Linked DNA regions of Homo sapiens: regions 1 and 2 are each linked to region 3. Evidence: chromatin contacts called from ENCODE Hi-C data. All regions are on one chromosome and are shown on one strand. The core of a region is the stretch at or near the end of the contact, and the rest is flanking DNA. Distances in the headings are between cores, read along the strand shown. Region 1 holds the start of GK5 (glycerol kinase 5). Region 2 holds the start of ATR (ATR checkpoint kinase). Region 3 holds the start of CHST2 (carbohydrate sulfotransferase 2).

The links. A loop is a pair of places that touch in the nucleus more often than their neighbours do. Pooled maps may share reads with other maps.
Region 1: a loop to region 3 is called in a map of CD8-positive, alpha-beta T cell, with 7 times the contacts of the local background. The contact joins the promoter of GK5 here to the promoter of CHST2 in region 3. A Hi-C loop is called at or near these places in 2 of 168 maps with a recorded cell type or tissue (CD8-positive, alpha-beta T cell and naive thymus-derived CD4-positive, alpha-beta T cell) and 5 of 50 pooled maps.
Region 2: a map of B cell shows a loop between it and region 3 (7-fold over the local background). The contact joins the promoter of ATR here to the promoter of CHST2 in region 3. A Hi-C loop is called at or near these places in 3 of 168 maps with a recorded cell type or tissue (B cell, CD8-positive, alpha-beta T cell and naive thymus-derived CD4-positive, alpha-beta T cell) and 10 of 50 pooled maps.

The regions. Positions count from the first base shown.
Region 1 is chr3:142,224,268-142,226,967 of GRCh38, forward strand. GK5 (glycerol kinase 5) reads right to left here and starts at 1,318. Exons shown (of 16, transcript NM_001039547.3): 1 at 1,042-1,318. The coding sequence starts at 1,188. RefSeq lists silencers at 852-1,071, 1,262-1,501.
Region 2 is chr3:142,577,424-142,580,123 of GRCh38, forward strand. ATR (ATR checkpoint kinase) reads right to left here and starts at 1,310. Exons shown (of 47, transcript NM_001184.4): 1 at 1,223-1,310. The coding sequence starts at 1,281. RefSeq lists enhancers at 1,101-1,260, 1,561-1,660.
Region 3 is chr3:143,118,321-143,121,020 of GRCh38, forward strand. It overlaps CHST2 (carbohydrate sulfotransferase 2), which reads left to right and starts at 1,451. Exons shown (of 2, transcript NM_004267.5): 1 at 1,451-2,221; 2 at 2,324-2,700. The coding sequence starts at 2,497. RefSeq lists enhancers at 507-1,008, 684-813, 1,009-1,508, 1,794-1,843, 2,167-2,700 and silencers at 1,274-1,563, 2,054-2,103, 2,134-2,183, 2,234-2,313, 2,374-2,573 and 1 more.

The DNA.
Region 1 (2,700 bases), core at 68-2,567, 890 kb before region 3:
GGCATGGTGGCCCCTTGCCTGTAGTCCCAGCTACTTGGGGGGCTGAGGTGGAAGGATCACTTGAGCCCAGGAGGTCAAAGCTGCAGTGAGCCGAGATCACAGCACTGCACTCCAGCCTGGGTGACAAAGTGAGACCCTGTCTCAAAAGAAAAAAAGGAACAACAATAAGAACACCATAACAAATAAATATTATTTTTGGTGCATTGACAATTGTGTATAAATCAACACTTCATTAATATGAGAACAGAAGGATATCAATTTGTTGGTTGCTGACCAATATTATCAACAATTCAAGGCTTTACTAACAACCAACCAATGATTTGGCAGGTCTCTCAAACGAGGGGAAATAAAGAATTTTATGAATTCTCAAAGATGGAAAATAGAAAACTGATGACCACACAGCCTTCAAAACTTGCCCAATACCTCTAATATCCACGGCAATCAGTTGCTCACGTAAGGAACCAGCATTTTGTGGAGTAGTAGTTAATAAAGATGACAAGTGAAGAATAGAGAATAAACTTAAATTCTACAAAGATATGAAAAGTTATTGAGGCACAAGTCCAAAGGCTATAATAAAGAAAAAAGAAAAAAAGTTTTGAAAAATTAAAATGTAAATAAAGATGTGGTGGGAGATCTATCAGGGAAGTGCAGGAAGAACCAAGCAACTCACAAACCACCCTCTGGCTGGATGTGCACAGCCTGCCCAGTCCCGTCCGGCGAGTCACCTCAGTCCCATCCAGGTAAGGCCGGACAGGTGGCTCCCCAGGTGGCAAGAGGCAAGCGAGCGGCCCAGGTCATACACCGGGCCCCTGGCACCCTCAGCCTGGACAGGAAGGGCGCGCGGGATTCAGCCCAGACGAGGGAGGGAACGCGAAGACTCAGCCGGTCTGGGCGCGCCGTTCTGGCCCCAGGGCCCGCGGGTGCTGCAGGTGGCCGCGTCCAGGGCGGTAGGTGGGGCCTGCCCGCTCGCCTCCCGAGGCCGGACCCCGGGACTCAGCGAAACCCAGTCAGACCCGCGCCCCACGCCCGCCCCCAAGTCACCTTCTGCACGCTGGAGCCGCAGACCCGCGCCGCCCGGTCATAGACGTGGCAGCGGATCACAGAACTGCCCACATCCAGCCCCAGCACGAAGCCGGGGTACCGCGGCTCCTGCGCTCTCTGCTCCGGGTCCGTGAGCAGCCCCGACATCCCGATCCCGCACGCCTCTCCGCTACAGCCGCCTACCCAGAGGGCGCGCTACAAATCCCAATGCTCCAGAGTCCCCGGGCGGCCCAACCCGGGCCCCAACCCGGCTCAGCCGGAGAGCCTAGAGAGGCCTGGCCCCTGCCGCCGGCTCCACCCCGACGCCGTGACGCCACGGGCGCGCGCCGGCGGCCGCGCGGGAGGGGTGGAGGTGAGCGGGTTTGCGCCGTGATCTGCAGCCCCAGATCGCCAGCCATGCTCAGCCTCCAGTCGCCGGCCGCGGTTGGATTGACTTGGCCCTTAACTCTTGTTTTTTTTCTTTTTGAGACGGAGTCTCACTCTGTCGCCCCGGCTGGAGTGCGGTGGCGCGATCTCGGCTCACTGCAACCTCCGCCTCCCGGGTTCAAGCGATTCTCTTGCCTCAGCCTCCCGAGTAGCTGGGATTACAGGCGCGCTCCACCACGCCCGGCTATTTTTGTATTTTTAGTAGAGAAGGGGTTTCACCATGTTGATCAGGCTGGTCTCGATCTCCTGATCTCGTGATCCGCTCGCCTCGGCTTCCCAAATTGCTGCGATTGCAGGCGTGAGCCACCGAGCCCGGCGGCCCTTAACTCTTAATTTTTTCTTTTGCTTCTCCAGCTTCCTGAGAGGCAGCGCCAGCGTTTCTCTTAACCCTAGCTACATTTGAAGAATCTCTGTTAAAGAAAAATAGCTACCCCATATGCTAATCGTAAGGAGAGAAGTATAGGCTAGTTTATATAAAAATCTCAAAAAGTTTGGAGGTGCCATAAGGCACATTTATTCATTTCTCAACTATGATTATGACTTGAGGGTTGGAGAAATTTTTATCTGAGTAACTTTGGCAGACTAACCTGTGTCTGCGTTCGTGCAGAATTTTTCAAGCTTAAAACATTTGTAGAGGTCACTACCATATATAGTTTCCATTTTTTTGCTAACATTTTGGGTGCGACTTTATTTCAGTATTATTAAATGCACAGCCATTGAATATGCTAGAGTTAAATGAAATAAAGTGCTGTTTTTCAAAAATGAAATAAAACAAGTGACATAAAAAATTCAAAATTTGGCCAAAAGTATTAATATTTATTAACAAACTGAGAGCTCCCCACGACTTCTCTTCCCAGAAAACCTGGTAAAGTTTGCACACAATACAAAGCGGTAAATATTTGCCAAATGAAATACAACGCAAGGAAGAAGACTTTTCTCAGCCCTCTAGTGGGAAAGAAAGGAGAAAGCTTAAGGTGGCTGCTTTGACCATCACACTCCACTCCAGCGGTTGCTTTTTTTTGGAATCTGAAAGCCTCACAGAGACCCTTTACCTTTTGTTGCTGCCCAAGGGGATGGGCTCATCCAGACACTTGGCCAAAAGGAACAAGGTGTCCTGTGGAAATTTCGAGATTCTTGCGGCTTAGGTTCCTGGGCCTGGAGCTTTCCCGGGGAGGGTCCTGATCTGCAAGTAGTGGGGAGGTGGTTCCACCTGCGCCACCCACCTCTCCACTG
Region 2 (2,700 bases), core at 60-2,559, 540 kb before region 3:
TCACTTTTCTTCCTCTTCTTTTAGAGAGGTAGAGGTTATTTTATAAACTAAACACAAAGTATACTTGCCACAGATAAGTGGAAAAAATTCACACACTCAAAAATAGTGATGCAGTTACGACAAGAATGGTCCCTTCATTTATCCTTTTATTCATATATTGAGACTAGATTATTTGGATGGCCAACCAGTGGAAATGAACACAACTGCGCTGCAAAAAGAAAGAGAAGTAGCTATCCCATTGGCTTAATGTCAGCTTTGACTTTGTGTGGAAAGTTTTCAAACAGTTTAAGAAATTGGGAAGCAGTTATTCCAAATGATAATTTAACTGCGGTAGCAGCACAAGCTTATTTATTTCTTGTTCGCAGTAGTGTAGAATTAAAACAAACAAAGCAAAACAAGCTCTACCGAGTCTTTAGGCCTGGTTCAGGGAAGCCTGCCTGTGTATTGAAGAGGTGTGAGAGCCATCAACACCTCTCCCTCCTTGTGGTAAGATACTGGTTTTCATGAGGTTTACAGACAACATGCATTTGCAAATGAAATATTAAATTGTCTCCAAATTTTGGCAACACTCTGTGCACGCTGAGATTTTGTGGACCCAGGGGTCTATCTCTCCAATTTCTGACTAAAATAACGGATCGGGAACTGGACGATCAATACGAGGGAGGTCACATCTTCAGTATGTACTATGACTTCACTTCAAAGAAAAAAACTGCCTTTTCCAGCAAGTGATGTCACTTGCAGAAAATGAGAAGCGGTGATTTTCTTTCAAGGGCAGTTTGGGGACAAAATGTAAGGCTAAAAACCAATTCCTCCACGAGTGATCACAAAGAACAGAAACTGATGGGTCAAGTCCCTCGTCTAAGGAAAAAGATTTTCGAGAAGAAAATGAGTGTAGAAAAGTGACCAGAAAGCGATCAGCAGGGACTCTTCCTCCAGCTGCAGGAAGCAAACTCTCGATCGGGGTGAGTGGTAAACCAGGGCCGGCAGACGCCTCTCTCCCCCACGGACCGGCTTCCCGCAGGTTTGTGGCGACTGCCCCATGTGCTATCAACGGGCACTCTGAGGGAGAAGCGCCCAAATCAGCCACGGAGCATCTCCACAAGGGCCGCAGCGGGGGCTTAGGGGATCCCAGCCATAGCGCAGCAGGGGAGGGGAGAGCACGTGAAACCCAAGCCGGAATCAGCGGAGGAGGATGCAGGACCCAGGCTGGGCCTAGCCCTACCTGCCCAGCTCCCGCAGGGCGGGGATCATGGAAGCCAGCTCCAGGCCATGTTCCCCCATGCTGAGGCTGCGAGGCACTAGTCAACCACGCCAACGCGGGTTCCCGGCGTCTCCAAAGCTACCGCTGCCGGAAGAGCGCGGCGCCCGACGGAGCCGTGTGGAGGCCAAAACTCCTCCCGGAAGCCGCTACTGGCCCCGCTTGCCAGGCCCAGCGTCTTTTCTGCATAGGACCCGGGGGAAGCCGGGAAGCCGTTAGGGGGCGGGGCAAGCGGGCGGGCGTGCGTCGGTCAAGTTTCCCGGGTCGCGTCAGGCTTCTTTCTCAGCACCGAGCGAGCGACGTTCGTGAAGCTTTCGTTTTGAGCGGCCAGACTCTGCTGTTCTCAAGCCTGGGAGGCACAGAGAAGCAAGACTTCCGCATCGGGGGAGGATAGGGCTTGAGGGCCGCCAGCCCAGACTCGCTTCACAAATGTGAGAACTATGACAGTCCAGCGAGTAAAGGCCAAGAGTAAACTCCAGGTTTCCCCAGAGTAACGCTCTCACATTTTAAAAGTTCCTCACGTTCCCACCGCTCTTGTCCCTCTTTCTGAGAGATACAGGCCAAAAGGTGGGCTCTCCCTGTTTTTTTCCTTTTAAGCATTTTTTTTCAACTTGAAGTCACTGTTAGGTTTCGTTGAGGACCCTACCAACTTTTAATATTTGAAAATGGGGTTGGAATATATTTGTGTCTCATCAAATCAGCAACAGTACTGTGTGTGGAAATGCCACCATTACGGGCATCCGCAACCTGTGATTTAATTTTTAAAGTAAATCAATGGATTTTGGCAATACACATTTTCTAGCTCAACTCAATTTATTGGAAAGATGACCACCATAAGAGATTGTTGACATGTCAAAGTTATGTAGTTAATCACTCAAAGTCATGCAGTATGTTTACATTTGTTCTTTGGTACATGAGGATAGTTAACCGATACAGTATCTTAAAGAAAAAAGTGATGGAATGACAGCCAAATATGCTCTTGCCTCAAGAACTTTGCATTTGCTGTACTCTCTGCCTTGAACACCACTCTGTCATTGCCCTTTTTCCTTCAGGTGTTTGCCAAATTAACACCAAAGAGCCTCATATAGACTAACATATATACACATTCTGTCTCACCCTCTTTTTTTTGTTAGATACATTGTCTTACTCTGTTGTTCAGGTTCTAGTGCAATGAATGTTGCAATCATAGCTCACTGCAGCCTCAATCTCCCAGGCTCAAGCGATCCTCTCACCTCAGCCTGGGCTCAATTGATCCTCCTGCCTCAGCCTCCTGAGTAGCTGGGACTACAGACATGCCACCACGCCTGGCTAATTATTTTTTGTAGAGACAAGGTCTTGCTATGTTGCCCAGGCTGGTCTCAAACTCTTGGCCTCACACGCTCCTCCCACCTCAGCCTTCCAAAGTACTAGAATTAGAGGTGAGAGCCACCACACCCGGACAT
Region 3 (2,700 bases), core at 201-2,700:
AGCTGAACTGTACTCGTGACATTATGGGTTTTTCTGGAAAACAAGGATAAATAAGTTTTTTGAACATTTTTCTCCCCTGAAACTAAATCCGTAAGAGAGTTAAAAACCCGTGGAAAGCGAGTTAAGTCACTTTTCAAGTCTTTGTACTCAGGGGATTCTGTAAGACTCATGGAAGAATAATGGCGCAAACAGCAATATTTTAATGTTAGAACGGTCCTCTGAAAAGTCTGCCCGAAACGCTACAAAGATAATTGTGCAGTAACTTCTAAAAACTCTACTGGGACAGGAGGCAACAAAACTCCGGATCAGCGAGAGCTCTGTTTATCCGAGGGTGCTGAGCCTCAGGCCCCACGGAGATTCCCTTTTCGGCACTTGGAGGCCTGAACTCAGGTCTAACCTTTCGTGTGCGCGCTCTGATACTCAACCACCGTTCAGTCTCCGGAGGCTGTTACAACTGTCCCCATTCTACAGATGAAGTTGAGGCTACAGCTTAGTGTTCTTGGGGAGGGAGGGAGTTGGGGGGAGAGAGAGACGCTTTTCCTCATAACCTTAAACAAAAGTACTTAAACCTAAAGCAACTGAAAAATGATTTTCTTTCAACAACGGTGTTTCCTTTGGGGTCAAGTTCTTTGATCTCATCTACAAAACCAAGAAGCGGGACAAGTATTTTTCTGCAAATTAGAACGGGGCGTTCCCCTCCCCCATCACCCCAATTCCAGAGGACGTCAATCACAGTGGACGCAGCACCGCGAGCGGAAATGCGGAGAGCATCGGGGCTCCGCATGTGGGGCACAATGAAACAAGAGCAGCCCCGGCCAGAGGTCCAGTAAAGCGGAAAGACGGTCCCGCCCGCACACCCCTCCGGAAAACTGAAGCGTCTCCTCTGACCCCCAAGGTCAGAAAGATTTATTACTTCCTTCGAGAGGGCGCAGCCACAGACCCACTAGAGAGGGCGGGCAGGGTGTCGGAAGCCAGAGAACGGCGCTCCGCGTCCTCCCACCGCTCCAGGGCGCAGAGGTGTCCTCAGTGCCCGGAGAGGTTGGCAGTGTCGGCCCCGAGGGAAGCGTGGAGCGGACGGCCGACAGGGGATTTCTGCCCAAACTTCATCACCAACTCTTTCTGAGAGCAAAAACATGGGGCCGAGTCCGGCAGCTGCACGCAGAATCCAACTCTCTGGCAGCTCTCGGCACCGACGAGCTCCAGATCCCGCGTTCGCATCCCGGCGCTTTGCGCGCAGAGCTAAGCCTTCGGACCCGTGGACTGCAGCCCCCGCGCGTCGCGGTAAAGCGGGTCGCGTCTCCAGCCCCCGAGGCGCAGCGACGGTGGGAGCCGGCTCGGCGTTGGGGGCGGGGGCGGGGCCGGCGAAGGGGGAGGGCTGCGCGGCGGAGGGGAGGAGCCGCGGCGACAGACGGCGGCGCGCACCAACCGGGCGCCGGCTGGCAGGAGCCGCGCAGAGGCTGGTCCGAGCGCGTTGCGGGCGCCCGGCGTAAGGGGAGTCGGGTAGCAGCATCCTCCTGGGCGCCGCTTTCGCGCGGCGGCGGCGGCTGCGGCGGGGTCTTTCTTTGCTTAAATACCTCGTTGGCCAGAAGCGCTGGTACCGGGGGCGGGTTGGGTCGGGTCGGGCAGTGCTGCACACCTGGGTTTCCTTGCCTAGAGCTGTGTGTTCGGGGTCCTTTGGTCCAGTCGGAGGCTGCGGAGCGGCGGGGGTTGCCTGCGCTGTCCGCCCGGGCATCCTCCCGGTGATGGAAGCAGCCGCCGCCGCCGCTGCGGGGTCGCGCTGTGCCCCATCCACCGCTGCCAGAGAGGTGGGAAAATTCGCCGCACGGAGGCCGAAAGCGAGAGGGGCTGCGCCGCTATGCCGGGAGCTGAGTCCCATATAAGCCGCCCCCAGCCATCGCCCCCAGCCGGCTTCGTTCCCCTGAGCGAGACAGGAAGCTGCGGTCCCGAGAAAGCGGAGGAGACGTCGCTGGAGCCGGGAGGCGCCGGGTTCGGCGGAGCGCGGAGCGGGGCTCTGGGCCGCGTGAAAGTTTTTCTTCCCGAGCCGCAGGGCGCCCGCTGCCCGGAAACTGCCCAGGGATAAGTCGGCCGACTCCCCAGACCCCTCGAAGGTGCGGGGACCCCCAGCGGAAGCGAGAGGGAGCGAAATCGAGGAACGAGTGACAGCCGGACAGTCCGCCGGGCGGTGATCCGGGGCCGCTCCCGGGCGCGCCCTCGGCTCCAGGTGAGCGGAGGAACCGGGCAGAACCGAGGGTGGGCGTTACTTAGGAGGAGGAGGCTGGGAGGGAGATTGGGGCGCATCCGCTCACTCCGCTTCCCCTCGCAGGTCCTACCCGGAGCCGCTGCCATGGGAGAGCCAGCCTTGGGCGCTGGGGACCAGCCGCCGCGCCCGCCTCGGAGTCGCGGCCCGAGTCCCGGCGCCAGCAGCCAGCCCGCTGCGTCCCCTTCCCGGGCTGCAGGGCTGCCTCCGCCGCGCCGCCGGCCCGGATTGTGCCTGTGATGAGCCGCAGCCCGCAGCGAGCTCTGCCCCCGGGCGCGCTCCCTCGGCTGCTCCAGGCTGCGCCTGCAGCCGCGCCGCGTGCCCTGCTCCCGCAGTGGCCCCGGCGCCCAGGACGCCGCTGGCCCGCGTCCCCTCTCGGAATGAAGGTGTTCCGTAGGAAGGCGCTGGTGTTGTGCGCGGGCTATGCACTGCTGCTGGTGCTC